Linked DNA regions of Homo sapiens: region 1 is linked to region 2. Evidence: chromatin contacts called from ENCODE Hi-C or POLR2A ChIA-PET data. All regions are on one chromosome and are shown on one strand. The core of a region is the stretch at or near the end of the contact, and the rest is flanking DNA. Distances in the headings are between cores, read along the strand shown.

What was found. Hi-C counts contacts between places; a loop is a spot of excess contacts on that map. ChIA-PET counts read pairs that join two places held with the same protein, here RNA polymerase II (POLR2A). Pooled maps may share reads with other maps.
Region 1: a map of PC-3 shows a loop between it and region 2 (2.8-fold over the local background). The contact joins two enhancer-like sites. A Hi-C loop is called at or near these places in 6 of 168 maps with a recorded cell type or tissue (PC-3, aorta, ascending aorta and 3 more) and 3 of 50 pooled maps. POLR2A ChIA-PET finds 5 or more read pairs at or near these places in 1 of 52 experiments (Panc1).

What each region holds. Positions count from the first base shown.
Region 1 is chr7:85,159,017-85,161,716 of GRCh38, reverse strand. All of the region lies in intron 1 of SEMA3D (semaphorin 3D), which reads left to right. Among named protein-coding and RNA genes, the nearest start is that of SEMA3D, 27 kb to the left of the region's middle. Within about 2 kb of position 1,301, at least 3 of the 41 ENCODE cell types and tissues checked have a DNase peak (open chromatin) inside an H3K27ac peak, as active enhancers do.
Region 2 is chr7:85,102,116-85,104,815 of GRCh38, reverse strand. All of the region lies in intron 3 of SEMA3D (semaphorin 3D), which reads left to right. Among named protein-coding and RNA genes, the nearest start is that of SEMA3D, 84 kb to the left of the region's middle. Within about 2 kb of position 1,280, at least 3 of the 41 ENCODE cell types and tissues checked have a DNase peak (open chromatin) inside an H3K27ac peak, as active enhancers do.

The sequences.
Region 1 (2,700 bases), core at 52-2,551, 57 kb before region 2:
TAGAAAAAAACACAGATTGGCCTATATGTACATGCAACATATGGTTAAGTAAGTCCCACCTAAGAATTGTTTGCTTCCTTCTGTGAAGAGCCATCTCACTCCTACGTGAATGGTAGTTGTTTTCCTCTCTTCCTGCTTCTTGCAACTCTCCCCGCCTACTCCACCCGCAACCATCCTCAGTTCCAGCCCTGTCTTCTTTGCCCCTCCAGAGGCCATGGGTGCCTGGGTTTTTCATACCCTGCAAAGTTACAGCAGGGGAGGGAGGAACAATTTTATGATTAAAACATTATAAAATATTTATGATTTATTTCTGTATCTATCTATATGTTATTTATATATTTTATATTTACCCCTATTGCTAATTATGTGAGTGATTCATTCACATTTTAATATTTTAAAATATTAATTTGCAAACCAACACAAAGAATCACTGTAAGCCATGTTAAAAGGACCAATTATTTGATTTTATTTAGTTCCCTTCTGGAAACTGCTGAATTAATTTACTATTTCAGGTGAAGACTAGTGTAACAACAAAACATGGAAGATAAAGCTAAAATTTTTAGTCCCTTTGGAAATTGAGTTTGAATTATTATTAATTTTCTGATATTTCCTTATTTTATGTTGATTGTGTTGTCTTCCAGAATCATGGTCACCCTCTGTGTGGTCAAGTTGCCTGTATTTTATTTACATTGTCCGACTGATGTTATCCATTCCCCTCCTCCATACGTGCAAGTAGTCATTGCTTGCATTTTTATACTTCACTTCCTAATTTTAGGGTTGACTTCTTTTCTGCTTCATTGCAATTATTCTTCATAAACCTCTTCTCCTAGTAAAAAATTAAATAATACTTTCTTCCCCCAGAGTTTTGATATCTTTTACTGGTTTGCAGAGAGGTACTTTGTCTATCAACTTGTTGCTCATCCAAGTTGAGCTTCTTTAGTGCTTTAATCTTCCATCAGAAATCATCTTTCTTTGTATCTTAATCATTTTTCCATCATGTCTCTGAACTCCTTCCAGCTTCCCTGCACCTTTTGGATAATGAGAAGCCTGGGTCTGAACACCAGGTGCAGTCCCACCAGTCCTGTTTAGGAGGGTCCCATTACCTCCTGTGCTGCTATGATGTTTTCTTGTTCCCCAAGGTTCTCATTAGAATGATGATGCGTGTTTCTACAGGCAGAGAGTCAGGCAAACCGCATCGCCCCCATTTGCCTAAGCTGCCTTCTGGCTAATTCTTTTTCCATCGTGGAAATCTCAGTTTCAATTTCTCTCTCTCTTTCACTATGACTCTGTCTCTCTTGTTCTTTATAGTATTTATTTTACTCATTCTGCCTGACTCAGATCTTATTCATGTGTTTATTGACTTCCTTATTTTTTTTTCTATATTTCATCAGACCCATTATCTTCCCAGTCCTATACTTTCATGCTGGGTTGATAGTAATCTCTGTCATTCTGACTGCATGTTCATCCATCTCTTAACCATATCAATTTCGTTCACACTTCAATGGTAAAAAAAACACGTATTTACTTGTATTTATATAATGCCTTACCTTTTTGTTTTCTATCAGATCAATAAGTAGCTTGACATTATCCTGTTAGGCTTGAAAACTCAATTTTATCAAAGTGGAATTGAGATATATATTATTTTCAGTATTACTGTTTGCAGTTCAATAAAATAACAGTTCAGTTTTTAATCCACAAATGATATAGTTCATGGAGAGATGTGGTAGATATGATACCTCTGGAGTAGTTACCGTAGAACTTATGGCTTGTGTTTCTTGAACACTAGTTGGTCATTCTCTCTTCCTTCACTTCCTTCTTTCCTATCTTTCTTGCTTCCTTCCTCCAGTCATATAATGGTTACTGAAATCCTACTATCTGCAGGACAGTGTGAAGGAAAGAGTATGCACTGGTATTAGATAGCCTGCTGTCAAAGTGAATAGCTCTGCAGCTACATCAAATCATTTACATTCTGTCACTGTGTTCTCACCCATAACTGGAGTGGAGTTCAGCACTACGATGATTAAGTGAGAATAAGACATCATTTTATTCACAAATTAGAAGCCTAGTTAGAGATAAAGCCATAATAAATTTTTGGATAATATTGAGAAGAACCTTGACCACTTGAAAAGTTTGTCTTTCTTGTTTATAAAACAACACATGGCTCCCCATTGCCTACCAAATCAATTGCATCAAAACACCTTCAGAGTACACATGTGGTTTGTATATGACCAGAGGATGGAAGTGACAGAAGATGGAAAATAATGTAATGGTTCATGAATTAGGTAATAAAGACAGATGAGGACTAGAGTTAGAGGAAAATTTGAGTCTGGCACTTTAGATTTGGGAACCAATTTTAAAGTCAATGACTGTTAAAAAGGGGTAGATTCTGTCCTACCACCTGGAGTGTTTTCATGATTAATCCAGATTCCTTATCACCCCTCTTTGACTTGCTGCAATGAAAAATTTGAAGATGATGGCCTGGAAACTGCAATTTAACACCCTCCTCTACCCTTACTGACAGTTGATTTATGTGTTTATACTAGGTTACAAATTTTTAGCTGAAAGTGCAGCCAGTCATTGTCAAAATAAGAGAATATCAGGGTCTAAGATAAGTATGAGGAAAAAACAGACGAAAGGGGTTGAGGAACTAAAGGTGTTGGGTCCCACCAGTAGCTGAGGTGATGGTAAAGAGAGTGATGT
Region 2 (2,700 bases), core at 31-2,530:
GCATTTTTTTTCTTTTCTTTTCTTTTCTTTTTTTTTTAATCTATGTAGTCTTCTCGTGAGAGAAACTGACAACTCCACCCAGTTCGGGATCTCTGGCAATAAATGCAAGATTTCAAGGTTATAGGATCTTGTTCATTTAACACTCAAATACTGAGGAAGTCTGTGTTGCTTAATCCTAAATTTATTAGATTCAATATGACTCACCACTCCCTTCCTTTCTGGGGTGAAGAGGAAGAATATAGACCATCGGGTCAAATGTTTCCCCAGGCTGAATGAACAATTGTATTAAGGGACACTAAAAGGGAGATACAAAGAATTATTTTTAGAACAAAACTATTTCAAATAAGAGCAGAGATTACCTAATCCTTATCCTTCCCCTTAAATAGCAGAGCATCTGGCTATCAATTAGGAGATTCATTTTATTAGGCTTGCTAAAGGAAATATAGATAAAAAGATATTTCCATTTTACTATTAGAGATACTTAATGGTCTACTATGTTATATGGTTGTCCTTTGTCACAAGTATATTTTCATTTTTGTTGTGGATGAACATTTTCTCTCCACTAGGCTGTGAGTTCCATGAGGACAGGAGTGTGTCAAACTTGTAATCAATGTCTTTCCAGCATGTGCAGATACCTGGTATTCTTAGATGAGTCAGTCATTGCCTGCAAAAGTCACATTTTGGGAGGGTAGTGACTCACTTTCTTGTGCTAGCAATTGGAAATTATTTTAAATATGATTACTAACTACATGTGGAAAACATATATTTCTCCCTGTGACTTCTGGTAAGATATCAAGAGGTGTTAATAAAGACAAATGAAGAAACTCTTCAAAAAATGCACACATACATACAAACGTGAAAATTTCATGTTGTTTATATGAAATTCGATCCTCGGAACCATTTCATTGTCCCATGGTGGTTTACTGGTACTGGGTCAAGAACATCTTCTCTGTGTCATCCATCCATCAAAATTTGTAATATGCAATGATTTCTATATTTAAGCAAGTAGATAAATAAAAAATCGTGTCCTTGCTTCATTAATTTTGGAAATAATGAGATTGTAGTTTTTTCCAAAACTGTGTTGCTAGAACAAAAGTGGGAATTTGAACATCTGGGTGATTAAGATTAGAAACTGGGAACAAGGTAATAGGAGAATGCACTGCTAAAAGGAACAGTGAAAAAGAAGAATTATGGTGGATTAGGTCAAAGGTTTAGGGAGATAAAACAAAGGAGTCATTTAGGACCTAGAGGTAAGTGCTGCTGACATCCCGAGGAAGGGTGGGGCTGTTTAACCAAGCACAGAGCTGGCCTCCTCTCAATGGCACGTGTGAAGCAACACACTCACCCTTTTACCCAAGGGGAAAAATAAAAAAACAAAGTTCCTGTCCAAAAAGCTTTAAAACTATGGACAATCTCAAAAATCGCATGCCCAAGAATTTCCAGTTTAGAATTTTTTTTAAAAAGCTCTGAAGTGTATTGCCAAATTATTATTATTCAACTTTGATGAGTTTGAACCCAGCAGAGCCAGCATCCATTTCTGATTTATGAAATCCACTGAGTGTCTTAGCTTTACGTGTTAAGATACAGGCTCTAAAATTACCAATTTTTTTTCTGTTTTGGTTGATAATCCTGTGGAAACAAAAATGACTTTGCTTGGTTTGGCAGAAATACAAGAAAGATAAGCTGGTTGGAAAAGAGGGAACTTGTTCCAATCCCTGTCCCAAAGTCTTTTCATAATGTGTGTGTCAGCCTAAGAAATTTTAATATGTAATGCCTAAATCTAATTATTTAATTTGGCTACAATGAATTGTTGAAGGATGTTTAATCGTTTTGCTGCTAGCATTGTCACAGGGCAATGTTAAATCATTTGGAAATGATAATACCCCAGGTTAGTCACTGTTTTTTCAGCTGTTTTTTCTTGTAAAGTTGGTTTGAAACTAAACCCCATAGAATTGGTTATGATGAAAGAAAATAAAGCAAGTGGCTATATCAACTTTATATTTATTTTTCTCACTGTGTAAGTAAAGACAAAAAAATGACATAAACAGCTCTTAAACATTTTCCTCCTCTCATTGCCGTAATTCAGGGATTCACCATGTTTCAGAACCTCTGGATAGTCTTCCTGACCCCACCTTTCCCCATTCTCATCCACTTGGATAATTTAGCCAGACTTATCTTTGTAACACTCAGCTATAGTTGTTGCCACTTTTCTGAATAAAACATTTTAGTAGCTTCAAATCACCTGCATAATAACCAAAATCTTCAACCTGCCATCATAGGCTGTAATCATCTAGATGCTGGCTTTATGTCTAGTCTCACTTATTTCCACCCAACATAGTCCCTATATTTCAGCAGAGCACATTTCCTCAGTCATACAAACAATTATTAAGCACTGAATTTGTCTCAGACTCTGAGCTAGGTGCTGGGAATTCCAAAATAATTACACCATGGTCTTTGCCCTGACACAGGTCACACTCCAGAGTAGGAGACATAGTAGAAGTGCAGTATGTACGTGCAACCTGGAGTAACATGTGTTCCTGTACAGCCTAGTGTTCATTCTGCCTGGAACAAATTTTTCTTTATGTGTTTCCTCTCAAAATTCTATCTGTCTTTCAAGGCTGTGCTCAAATATCACCTCCTTTTAGAAGGTGATGTATAATTAATTATTTGAAAGGTTTAACATTTTATATATACTTCTAT